Regions from separate parts of the Mus musculus genome. Here region 2 is linked to region 1. A link is a loop called in an ENCODE intact Hi-C map of the cell type or tissue named here. Cell type or tissue: left cerebral cortex. All regions are shown on one strand. Each heading gives the region's core, and the rest is flanking DNA. Links, peaks and the distances in the headings are about the cores only. Region 1 holds the start of Coq7 (demethyl-Q 7). Region 2 holds the start of Smg1 (SMG1 homolog, phosphatidylinositol 3-kinase-related kinase (C. elegans)).

The links. A loop is a pair of places that touch in the nucleus more often than their neighbours do. Peaks named below come from ENCODE experiments on the same cell type or tissue, not always from the same donor. Only the 100,000 strongest peaks of a DNase experiment are listed, where the experiment ranks them.
Region 2: it touches region 1 in a loop (2.5-fold over the local background); 1 of 42 quality-filtered maps calls a loop at or near these places.

Annotation. Positions count from the first base shown.
Region 1 is chr7:118,529,895-118,536,358 of GRCm38, forward strand. It overlaps Coq7 (demethyl-Q 7), which reads right to left and starts at 3,462. Exons shown (of 6, transcript NM_009940.3): 1 at 3,285-3,462. The coding sequence starts at 3,357. Tmc7 (transmembrane channel-like gene family 7) reads right to left here. Exons shown (of 16, transcript NM_172476.4): 16 at 5,950-6,464. In left cerebral cortex, for the core only: no CTCF peak of the experiment used is centred there; DNase peaks (open chromatin) are centred at 3,203 and 3,448; H3K4me3 peaks cover 1,550 bases; H3K27ac peaks cover 1,516 bases.
Region 2 is chr7:118,242,737-118,249,200 of GRCm38, forward strand. It overlaps Smg1 (SMG1 homolog, phosphatidylinositol 3-kinase-related kinase (C. elegans)), which reads right to left and starts at 901. Exons shown (of 63, transcript NM_001031814.1): 1 at 469-901. The coding sequence starts at 554. It overlaps 4930583K01Rik (RIKEN cDNA 4930583K01 gene), which reads left to right and starts at 1,171. Exons shown (of 2, transcript NR_027879.1): 1 at 1,171-1,229; 2 at 1,992-2,815. In left cerebral cortex, for the core only: no CTCF peak of the experiment used is centred there; DNase peaks (open chromatin) are centred at 1,074 and 1,785; H3K4me3 peaks cover 1,843 bases; H3K27ac peaks cover 1,583 bases.

The DNA.
Region 1 (6,464 bases), core at 1,694-4,193:
CCGACAGAATGAAAGACAAGCCTGAGGGCTGGACACATCTACCAGTGTGTGTTCTTTATCACCTGCAATGCTCAAACCCAAAAGACTTCACCTAAAGACTAGGGTTTCCGGATTTACTTTAAACATATGGCGATCTGGAAGGACCGAAATCTGTCCTCACAAGGCAGCTGACGTGACAGCTGTTTCAGGAAAGGGAGGCTCCCCTCTCAAGCTGTACAGCAGAAGCCCCTGGAGTGCACCCAAAGCTATCTATAATGCTCTCCCTAAGTCTCCCTGGGAAGCGGCCAGTGTTGATGTTCTGAAAAAGCTCAGGGGACAAAGCCTGGCATCCCAAGTTGAGGCTTCAACGTTCTTTTAATACACCAATTCCACGGGCAGGTGACTGAGACCCTGCCTGACAAGGTTTGACCTCAGACTAAACTCTTCTTCAAATGTAAACACTTTCACTATACTTCCAAGCTCCAGATTAGAGGATCTTGAATGTTTACCTCATCCCAGAAGGGTCCTGTAGTAATGTGTGTTTATTCCATATAAAAACGGAAACCCACAGGCCCTCTGGTTTGTCACTCTAGCTGCACCCTGTTTAAAGTGCTGCAGGCTCTCTGCTTGCTATGACCACCATGTCTTTGGAAGACACTTCTTTTCACCTAAGCAAACTTCAACATCCAGAAAAGGGGTGGAAAAGTTCCCATACGTCTTTGGCTCTTTCATCAAGAAGGCTTAAGGTCTTTGGACACAAGGCCACGGGGCAGGATTGGAGTATCTGGTGTGTATGCATGCCGTCGTTGGGAACGTGAGCTTTGCTACCAAGTAGAATTTTAAATGCTGTATCTATTTATCATGGTGCTGGAGATTAAGCCTGCCCTGAGCTACATCAACAGTCCTGGGACAAATAGCGCTGTGTGTGCAAAGGCACGTGGATTCTGCAGGAGAATGGCTTTGGTCTACTGCGCATGGCATGCTCTGCCTCACTCAGCTCACTGACTCTAACTGGACAGAGTCTGTGGAGCAGACACGGCACCTCAGCTCTCCTGCCGAGTGTAAGACACCAACCATTCCAAACTGTCTTCAGACAGTGGGGCTCTACGGTTTGAGGCCCATATTTTATGGGACAGTGATGGGACACAATCAGGAACTTGTTGCATTTCTGTGTCCAAGTTCAAGGGCTTATGCTTCTGGCCAGCTTGTCTCCATGCAGAAAGCAGGGTCTGGAGACAGACTTGGTGAGCCAGTTGTATTTCTCAACACAATCTTGTTTGCTTGTGCTCTTACTTTTTAGCAAAGAAAGTTCAAGGCAACCCAGTACTCCTTTTTAAAAAGTATATTAAGGAATAACAAGGGGCCTGGGGAGGTGGCTCAGCGGTTAAAAGCACTGACTGCTCTTCCAGAGGTCCTGAGGTCAATTCCCAGCAACTACATGGTGGCTCAGGAGCATTTGTAATGGGATCTGATTCCCTCTTCTGGTGTGTCTGAAGACAGCTACAGTGTGTTCACATATATAAAATAAATCTTTTTTTTAAAAGAAGAATAACAAGGAGCTGAGCAGGTGGGCCAAGTTTATATGGCTGGCTTTTGAGGTGTGATAAACAGGATTCTTTATAACTGAGAACACACTGGAATGTTCTCTCAAACACAACTTCTGCACTCAATGACTGGGAGAGGGTAGTGTTTGTCCTTTTACCTAAGAAATCAGTATAGGTATTAATCCCAGCATGAGTTGGCAGAGCTCTGTGAATTGAAGGATATCCTGGTGAACAAGCAAGGTCCAGGTCAGCCAGCGCTAGAGGCTGTCTCAAAACCAAATTAAAACCTATCCAGTAGCAAGGCTAGTTTTATTTTTTTAAGGAGACACACACTTAAGGTTTTTTTTTAATTATTATTATCATGAGGGTATATGAAACAAAGGAAACTAAGTTACTTCATAAATGAAAACAAGTGATTCTTATTGTTAACCTGTTCACTGGGTTAGCAAGGAACCTTAAAATTCACATCCCTGAGACCTGACTGCCTTGTTACACACTTTAAAATAAAGCTGAATCGCAGAGCTAGAAGCTCTCAAGAGTGCTGTTCCAGCCATGGTATCTGGGAGATTTTAAGTGGCAAATGAGAAGATTTTAAGTGGCTTATGGACACATAAATTACATACTAAGAGGCTCTTAAAAAGTCTCTTCTGATCCATTTATCACCAAGGAAAACATCTCTATAACTGGCATGTCTTGAAAAATATCCAAACACTTGCTAAGCACTCTTCTCTTCCAGAAAGAAAAACAACCTTGGACTCAAGCCTTGGAAGGCACACACAACAATATCTAATGAAGTTTCATAGCTGTTCTCATGGTATTGGTGGTGGTGGTGGTGGTGTGTGTGTGTGTGTGATTACTCATCCATTTGGGGGCAGACAATTCTGGCTTATTATTTACCAAAAGGATGTAGTTTCAATTAAATTACTTAATAAGTTGTAGTTAAACAAAAACACATCTCAAACCTCCAAACAATATTGCCTTCAGGCAAAATAGAAATCTAATGCTTGAAGATTTAGTTTCGAGAAAATGACCACGATTTTCTGGGGCAGCTCGGATGAATCAGACCTGAATCCAAACCTACCTCTCTCCATTCCAAATTCAAAGCTTACCATATTTTGCAATACAAACAGTCCCATGAGAGGCTTGATAAAAACAGAGACTCTACGGCTCAAAAGAAGGCTCAGCAGTTAAGAATGTGTACTGCACTTGCAAATGACTTGAGTTGGGCTCCCAGCACCCATATATAGGGATTCACAAACTGCCTGTTACTCTAGTTGCAGATTCAAACCCCAATTCTGGCCTCTCTAGAATTTAATTATTGTGCGCACGCACGCGCGCGCGCGCGCGCACACACACACACACACACACACACACACACACTTTTTAAAACTCTAAAACCTATCAATCCAGTGGATAATGAGGGGGACCCGAAAATCTGCATTTATAACAGATTGATGCTGTCGTCGGAAGGCTACTTTGCTTGAGAAAGTCCCGAGTGGAGACCGGAGGGACACTGCAGGACACTCAAGTTCCACACTTGCACTGACGTCACATCACAGGCTGGTAATCACTTGTTCCCCGGCAGGGCATCCTGCAGAAGTTCACCCGTTCCTATCAATCAACTAGACGTACTACAAACCCCACCCCCATGTCGCGCGCTTGTGACGTATAGACGTCCTCCCCGTGACATCCGTGACCTCCACTGCAAATAGTCACCGGCGAAGAGCCCCGCGCCGAACCACGACCCCGAACGGCCGGTACCTGAGAAGGGCCTCCGGACACCAGTGCGCAGGCGTCCCACGGAAGCAGCCGCTATGGCTCCGGCGGCGCTCATCGCTGCGGACAATGCAGCTATGGTCCAAACGCCCCGCCAATCGTGCTCTCGACTCAGGGTGATGACGCATAGATGCCGCGGACCGAGAGCCAGAGGAAACGCCCCTAGGCCCTGGATTACACCCGATTGGTTAGAAATGACCGATTCACGTACTCTATTGGGTCTTCCCCCTGTCGATCATTGTAACGTCGTGAAGGCGCCCGGTCGGCTCTTAGGGTTGATGCAGAGCTGCCCTGGAGAGGCATTTTAGGTTAGGGTTTCTCCCTGTCTTGGAAAGGCGACCCGCAGGTCACTGTTGTTTCCTCCACGTTATGGAGATTATTTTTCTCTATTAAGAGCCGATTTACACCTGAAAGTCAGCAATTACCTGGTAAAACATGCCAGTTTTCGGTGTAATTGTGGGTTTCCCAGTTTGTTTCCCGTTACTTTCCGTTCCTTCTCAATTTTTATATTGAGATTTGCTTCATTGTTCATCCTTTACTGGATTATTCATGGCCTAGTGCACATTAGTGATGAACATAGCTGTGTGTTGAGGGAAGGAAAATTTAGTAACATACATTAAACATTTTAAAGTGCATATCCATTAATATGACAGCTAGGATCTAGCCAATAGAAATAAATTTTCAAGTCAGATAAGTATATAAGGGGAAAAACCATACCTGCAAGGATAATCAGTGCCTATTATAGGACCACTAGAGACTGTGGCTTTAGGAAAACTAGAGTTTGCACCCTTGGCGGGAGGGGGGCGGGTATTTGATTCATAGCTACTGTAAAATAAATGAAACTACTAACCCATTCTATATAATTATAGTGTTCAATTAGTATACTACAGTAACTTAAAATTAAGACGAGCCCAAGTACTGGGCCTTAGCGGCAGTGAGGGTACTTAAATATTCCTGTGGAATACTCAACCTAAATCTGGCTCTCAAAGCCTTCAAATGTTCAGAACCTTTCCCGTGCATTCCACTTCTAGATCTGTCCTAAAGAGATAAAAGAATGTTGAGGTGTATGTCCTAGTTATTACTGGAAATTTTTGGAAGTGTTAAAAAATTGGAGCTAGAGAGAGCTCAGAAGTTGAGAACACTTCTTGCTCCTGTAGAGGACCTGGGTTTGATTCCCAGAAGCCACAGCAGGAAGCTAACAACGGCCTGTAACTCCAGTTCCAAGTGACCCAGCACTCTCCTCCGGACTCTCTGCACATGTGACACACAGACAAATACATGTTTTTTAAAAAGGTTACCATCAAGAGAATGCTAACAAACTATGACTCATGAGCACAGTTAGCAGCTCCCTGAAATGGATGTAATGACGAGTTCAGATCTGATTATGTCACTCAGGCTTGCCTTAAACTGGTGAAATGGCTGCTTTGGCCTCTGGAGCTTCCAGGGGTGTTAGAACAATGAACTTTGAAAGAACTTTGGATAAAATAGAACATTTAAGTGGAAAATATGAGACTACTACATTTTCTTTCTTCCCTCCATTTGTGCTTGCTTGCTTTCTTCTCCCTTCTCTCTCCTCTCTCTTTTTCTCTTTCTCTCTCTCTTTCCCTTCCTCCTCCCTCTTCCCCTTCCCCCACTCTGGTTATGAGACAAGAATTTCACCCTGTATCCAGATGACTTTCAACTTGCTGTGTCATCCAGGCTGGCCTTTGGTGCCTCTTTAAAAAAAACTTGTGTGCTTATGTGTAATTTTGATTTTTCTCTGTGGTTTTCAATGTTCTCATACTTTATAGTAAGCACTTTCATATTTTCAAAAGACAACGAAGAATATGTGATTCCATAATCAAATTCTGAAATATAAAAGCAAGTTTGTCTTAGTTTTGTATTTTAAGTGTAAGGGAACTGTCTCTGAAGGTGAAGGAATTTGTTCACAGTCACACAGCAAAGAGCATGTCCCATGTTTCAAGTACCTCTCATGCTCTGGACAGGTTTCTGGTAAAGCCTCACTCTACAGAGTAAAGATGTGTTCAGAAGTTCTCACACGGTCAGATCTTGTACCACCCAGGAAAAAATGAATTCTTCTGTTCGCAAATACTTAGAGCATAGTGGCTAGCTGCCATCAGATTTTTGGCTGTGAGGTCTGATTTGCCAACTTAACAGTTAATGCAAAGTAAAGACCTGTCTAACTGGATTCTCCTTCACTGAGATGAGAACATTTCGTGGCTGCGAGAACCTGCAGGTCTGCTCTGCCAGAAAGAAATAGAGAGGGAGAGAGAGAGAAAGAAGGAGAGAGAGAAACAGACAGATAGACAGACAGGCAGACAGACAGACAGAGGGGAGAGAGAATAGAAAAGAGAGGAAGGGGAAAGAGAAGGGAGAAAGAAAAACAGAACCGGAGCCTATAGTAGCAGACGGGAAGTGAAAATGTTTGCAAAGGCTTTTAAAGTTCAATTTCCCAGTGTTCCTATGGGGGAAGAATGACAATACCTACTTCAAGTACCCACCAGTGACTGCATAGTTACTGGAAATGTGTGTTACCACTGTGGAAGGCTAGATGGCCATTACAAAAGGGAGCTACTTGGAGAGAACATCAAGATGTTATTAAGGAGAAATTAAAAAATATGTATTCACAACACGCACCCAACACATATATAGCTACTTTCAATATTTATTATATATTTATAGAATATTAAAATAAATACAAACAGTGGCTTTCAATGGTAGCAAGATATAAAATGCTTAAGATATTGTCTTTGACGTTCAAAACACACAAACCTGCTTTTCTTTGGCTTCTTAATAGCCAAGAGGAGACAAGACTCATCTAACACATCCATCGATGTCAAAATGCTACTTCCTCTAACTGCAGTGACAAAGAGCAACTTTACTGAGTATTGCAGTTCTCTTCATCACTTAACCAGTGATGAAGAGCGTCTGTGGGTTTGAGGACAACCATACTCTAAAACTTTCAAGACACGGAATCAGGAGTTTAACACACACCCGTTAGAGAGCCGCACTTTAAAGCTATACAGACATTGCCTGGTTATTCCAAGTTATTAAAATATTCAAGTAGGAGGTGCACACATTAGCAGCACTAACTAAAACCAACATACCAATTGGCATATTTTGTTATCTGTTTTATAATAAAGAAAATATGTTGTTTATTTTATC
Region 2 (6,464 bases), core at 1-2,500, 290 kb before region 1:
GATTTCATTCACAGTCCCATAATCTCATCTTTTGGTCGACTAACATCCTGTCTAAAGTCAGAGGAAGACCTCGGTAGAGTTCTCAGCTTTTAAAATACATTAATTAACACGTGGGAGTCCAGAAGGACGCAGAGTTAAGGTGGTCTTTGGCATGAGGACTGGACGCGGAGCCGAGGAAGTTAATAGGTAACAGGGAGGGTTCCTGGACCTCAAATCTCAACTTGGAGTTAGACGGCAGTGGAACGTCCTCCTCCACCCAAGCTCAGAGCCACTGCTCCAGCCATCCGGCTGAGGCGGCCAGCCGGGCACAGAGGCCTCCGCTGCCCGCAGCTTTCCTGCCGGACCAGGCCCGGAGGACACCCAGGAAGCCGCGCCCGGCTCCAGGGACCGCGGGCCTAGGCCGCGCCTCCCAGTCCCGCGGGCCTAGGCCTCGGCCAGCTCCAGGCGAGGCTCGACGCGGTCACCCACCTGGGTTGCCAGTCATTCCAGCTCCGCGGGTACTTGGTGCCGCCGCCGCCGCTGCTCAGCCGAGACCCCGGGGCTCTGCGGCTCATTACCTTCCCCGACACGACATGGCCAAGCGCCGCCGCCCGAAGAAGCGCGAGTCGCCGCCTGAACCGGCCGCCGCCGACACTGCGATCTGGCCCGGGGCTGAGGAGGAAGCCGCGGAGGGGGCGGCGGAGGGCGGGGGAGGCGGACGGCCGTTCCGGGTTCCGCTGGAGCCCGCAACGCAGGAGCAGGAGGCGGGAGCGGCGCGGCGAGGGGGAGGCGGAGGCAGGCGAGGCGACGTCTCTTCCAGGGCAGCGCGCGGCCCGCGACGCTGGGGCCCAGGAGGACGAGGACAGCGAGGAGGCGGTGGCGGCGGCTCCTCACGCTCACACGGCCACGGCTTCCCCGCCTCCCGGCTCCGCCCGCCGCGCCGCCGCTGCCGCACGGCATGCTGGGAGCGAGGGGCGGTGCCGGCGCCCTAGGAGCCTGGAGAGGGGCGGGGCTCGGGGTGAAAGGCGGGGCTATTGGTCACAGAATATGGACTAGAGGCGGGGCTTATGACAGGGGTAGGGTCACCTAGGAGGGGCGGTGCCGGCGCGCCCCAAGCCTGGAGAAGAAGGGCGGGACTAGTTGGGGCGTGGTCTGTGGCTGCTGAACCTGGAGAGGGGAGGGGCGAAAGTCAAAAGGCGGGACCTGCTCGAGAGGCACTGGAGTTCTGAGAGCCTAGACTTCAAGGCGAGGTCCGCGTTCGCGTAGCTAAAAGGGGTGGGGCTTTGAGGAGAAGGCGAGAACTACTGGAGAGCAGGGACCCGAGCGGACCTCCCTGGGCCTCCTGAGCAGCAGCTCTGTCTGCGGGTGGTAGAGAGCAATGTGGACTCGTCGCGGGGCATCATGGGAGAGGGGATCTCCACCCCGGGTCCACACACGCCCTCCCATACACTCGGAGGACCGGCAGTCAGGTGTGAACAGGCGTCCAATGGAGGACAGGAGGGGGAGCGTGCCCTTGAGCGCTAATGCGCGCACACAGATGTGCCCTTGGCGCTCACGTGCGTCCACCTGCCTGCCACCGTCTTAAGGGAAAAAGTCAGAATAGTAAAATCGAGGAAGGGGAAGTGAAAGCGACACCTTTTCAACCCCTACCTGAAATGTCATGCAGTCCTGGTACATATTTTCCAAAAGTGAAAAACAACGCCTGCTTCCTGCCCCATGAACTGTGCTCTGTAATCTGGTTCCTTCTAGTAGTAAGAGGCCTGTTACCCACACTCTCCTGAAAGAATTCGATAAAGCACTGGGCACATTATGTGAACGCAATATACTCCTTTGTGTGCGTGTTTACATGTGAAGTACAGAGAACAACCTCAAGTGTTGCTCATAAGCCTCCAGCTACCATGTATTTTGAGGCAAGGTCTCTCTCTCACTAGCTGGCCAGAGAGCCCCACGAATCTTCTGTTTCCTCAACGCTGGCTTTACAAACGGTGACACCATTTCTGGCTTTTTTTCAGGTGGTTTCTCGTGTGTGCGGGGCAAGCACTTTAATGACTGAGCTATCTCCCTAGCTGCAGGCTCAACTTTAAAAATAGCCGAGATACACATCAAGCAAGTATTTAAACCTTTTCCACATAAAGTTTTTAGGCCATCCATCGTTTTGCCTCACAAGAGAAGTATGTATACATCACTTAAGTAATTCAAAATTGTTACCAAGGACATGGCTCAGAAAGTAGAATGCTCAAAGCAGGAGCAAGCACGAATCACTGGGTTCCATCCCCAGCACCCCATAAATGCAGCATGACGATGTGTCTGTAACCCTAGCATTCAAGAAATGGAAACCGGAAGTTGTTCAGGCTCACCTTCCGCAAACCTGGCCTACATGGGACACTGCCTACCCAACCCCCAAGAAATAAAACTATCACTAAAGTACTTAATTATCAGGCGATATCTCCCTATGAGTATATCCCTTACATTTTTCCACCATCTGATCCTGAGTATGCCCACAAATCCGTCAATGAAGGAGGATCCTGCTATTCCAAAAGACAATCAAATGATTTTTTTTCTCTTTCTGCCACCCACATTGCCCACCATTGCAGAAGAAGTGGGGGGAAAGTCTTCTGAAAAATACGATCTTTGACTCAAGACAGAAATTCCCACAAGGAATTGGCCAGACCCAGGCCTGGTCACCAACCTACTGTAAAAAAAAAAAAATCAATAATGGAGCTGGAAAGTAGTTCAGTGTTGCAGCAGTTTGGTCACCTACCATGTTTGAGGCCTCCTGTTCAATCGCCAGTGCTGTAAAATAATGATCGTTACTTCAATAAGATTGCTTCCATACTGAAATTGCTCTGGGCATCTTCATAAATGCCAATTTACTTCTCACTGAAAAAAGGATACAAGGAAGGGACCCACCAGGTGCATAAGTTAAAAAGCACAGCTGGGCTCCAACTCATAACTCTCCTGCATCTGCCTCTTGGGTGCTGGATTTACAGGCATGTGCCATTATGCCTGGTTTTGCCTTTTTTTTAAAGATTTATTTATTTTATTTATATGAGTACACTGTGGCTGTCATTAGACATACCAGAAGAGGGAATCAATCAGATCCCATTACAGATGGTTTTAAGCTACCGTGTGGTTTCTGGGAATTGAACTCAGGACCTCTGGAAGAGAAACCGGTGTAAGAACACCGCTGAGCCATTTCTCCAGCCCCATGCCTGGATTTTTAGAAGGTATTCTTGTTTTGTTACTTATATGTTTAATTATAGAAGCAATGATAAACACATAATCTAGTATTTTTTAAGTATTTTATTCTTAATTATAGGAGTGGGGAGTAGCAAATACTAATAGGGTACTATTAGTCCAAAGAGAACGTTGGATCTCCTGGAACCGGAGTTATAGGCAGTTTGGAGCCAGCCAGTGGGTGCTGGGAACCAAACTCAGGTCCTCTGTAAGAGCAGTGTATGTTCTTGAGCCCTGTATTGTAAAGTACACCTTTAAGCTGGGGAATCGGAGACAGAGGCAGGGAAATCTCTGTGAGTGTGAGTCTATACAGAGAGTTCCAGGACAGCCAGACTACATAATAAGAATATATAGATGGGGTACATATTCTGAACTGTTGAGCCATCTCTCCAGCCCCAGTCCTTAGTACATTCTAATATGTCATCTAATCATGGTTTGGTCTTTTAGTCGAAATTCAGCAAAATTGATGGAGTACCTACTAACCAAGAAATTGACACTAGGACAGCCATCAGCACCCAGCCCTCAAGAAGCTTAGGGAGAAAGCACTAAGGGCAGGACCTATCATGAGAACTGACTGAAGTCCTCCAATTTGTTCAGGTCCCCTCTCGCTCCCTGCTAGAGCAGCTCTCAGTCTGGCTGCAGGTGCCTTTTGCCTGATGCCATTCCTCAGTTCCAAAGTCTGGTTTTTAGATTGTTTCCCTCACAGTGTGTTGGTTTGTTTGTTTGTTCATTTGTTTGTCTGTTTGCCAGAGTTTTATATAGCCCATGCTGGACCAATTTTTTATGTTACTAGGGATCAAATCCAAGGTCTCATGCATACTAGGCAAGTAGTCTACTATGTTCCTAGTTCTTTACTTCAGAGTCCTTGCTTTTTCTGCTCCAGATGAACTGATCCTGCCTCTTTCTCATTTCAACCCATTAAGAAGGGGTTAATATGTCCAATTAATCTCTTTGCCTTCCTTAAGTAGTTGATGCAAATGACAAGCATAATATGTCAATTATTAGAGCCCCAAATCGATTAACAGCAGAATAACCAGAACCTTAGACTTTTAAGAAAAATTTCACACGTCTCTTTTAACCTATTCAAATCACAAAATGCAATCAAAGCGATCCAAGGGACAGCTCCAAGGTCATACTTTGACTTAAACAAGAAGAGGGGGTGTTAGCAAGCTCCTGACTCTTACTGTAAAATGGAGATGTTAGTTGTACTGCCTTCTTAGAGACTCTATGCAGGTCCATAGAACTAGAATCAGAAATCCTTTAGTAAAGATCAGATATATGGGCCACTGAGGTGGCTCAGCAGGGAAAAGCACTTATCGTCAAGACTGAAGAACTGAATTTGATCCTGGGATCTACGTGATAGTAGCAGAAAACCAACACCTGCAGGTTGTCCTCTGACCTCCACGTGTGCCCCAATGTGTTCATAGAAACACACACTCGGGGGCACGTACACACACACACACATACACACACACACAGAGGAAGTAAATACATTTTTAAAAGTCAAGTCTGTAGTTTTTCTGAAGCATATGGCTATTGGTTTGACAATTGGAAGGTGTTGAGAGAGAGAGAGAGAGAGAGAGAGAGCAGAAATTACATCCCATTGTTCAATTCTTATCTGTTTGGGGTGTGTGTGTGTCCAAATGATTGTGGGTGCTTCATCTTAGAAATAACCCTTCGCAAGCAGTGCTAACAAAGGGCACTGTGAGGCTGGAGTATGTGTGAGAGTGTCACTCAGCAGACCTTTGCTAGAAACCACTTTAGCAGTTTGCATCCCAAATGGTTAATATCTTTTCCTCAATAATGCTGCTGTGGGAACCTACAAGGAAGGAACTTGCTGAGCTGGCACTCAGCGCGAAAGCCTGGCCACCCAGGTTCAATCCCACGGCCTACGTAAGGCTGGAGGGAGAGCCCTGACTGCCATAAGCCATCCTCTGAAGTATGTTTTTAAAAGTAAGAAAAAGAGCCTCATCTCAGACACTCACTGACCAGAAGCCTTGAATGTAGGTCCCACACATCAGTGATTATACTTCCCCAGGGCTGCCTCTGCGTATACATTTTCAAGCACAAGGTGTGTGTGTGTGTGTGTGTGTGTGTGTGTGTGTGTACATTTTCATGCTTTCCTGTTTTCCATGCCCCCGGGCTGAGGTCACAGGGGCACTGTCTAGCTTTTAATGTACATGCTACAAGTTCGAATTCAGACCATGCTTTCAGAGCAAATGCTCTTACCCATTGAGCTGACTCCTCGGCTCCCTCCCTATGGCATTCCCAGGGGTGGCCACAGTTGATAACCCACCACTTGAGAGCCCTTGAGTGGTGAAGCAGTTCTCAGTACCTCTCTACCCCACCGCCCTCCAAGCACTGTGAATTATAAAGGCAATGATAAACCACCGGAGGATAAGGGAATGGAAATTGAGAGCCTCGTTCTTTTTTTTTAAGGTTTATTTGCTTTTGTGTGTATGTGGTTATGGTGGGGGTATGTATACATGAGCGCATGTATTCTCGGAGGCCAGAGGCGTTGAATTCCCTTGAAGCTGGAATTAAGGGCCCTTGTGCACCTCCCTACAGGGGTGTAGGAAACTGAACTTCGGCCCTCTGAAGCAACAGTATCTCTTAGTTAACTTTCTATTTGAGGTGATAAAATGCCATGCTCAGAAGCAACTTGTGAAGAAAAGGGTTAATTTCGCCTATTTTATTATACTTAACCATCATAATCCGCCTTCAAAGGACGTCAAGGCAGAAACCTGGAGATGGGAATTGAAGCAGAAGCAGTGGAGGCATGCTGCTTTGTGGCTCGTTGTCCTGTCTTGCTTTGCCAAGTTTCTTGTATCATCCAGGACCACCTGTCTAGGAATGACACTACCCACAATGACATGGGCCCTTCCAATGATCAATGGTCAATCAAGAAAAAGCCCTACAGACTTGCCTACAGGACAATATTATGCGTGCCTTTTCTCAATTAAGATTCCTTGTTTCGCTGGGTGGAGGAGGCACATGCCTTCAATCCCAACACTTGGGAGACAGAGGCTTTCTGTGAGTTCCAGACCCGCCTGGTCTGACTTCCAGAACAGCCAAGGCTGTTACACAGATAAGCCCTGTCTCTTTCTTCTTTCCAGATATGTCTAGGTTTGTGTAAAGTTGACAAACCCCAGGCAGGCAGCCCTCCTCTGATCACTCCTGTTCTAACTGCTACTTGAATACAACTATTCATGTCAAACGTAAGGTTTTCAGAGTCTTTTCCTCATTTC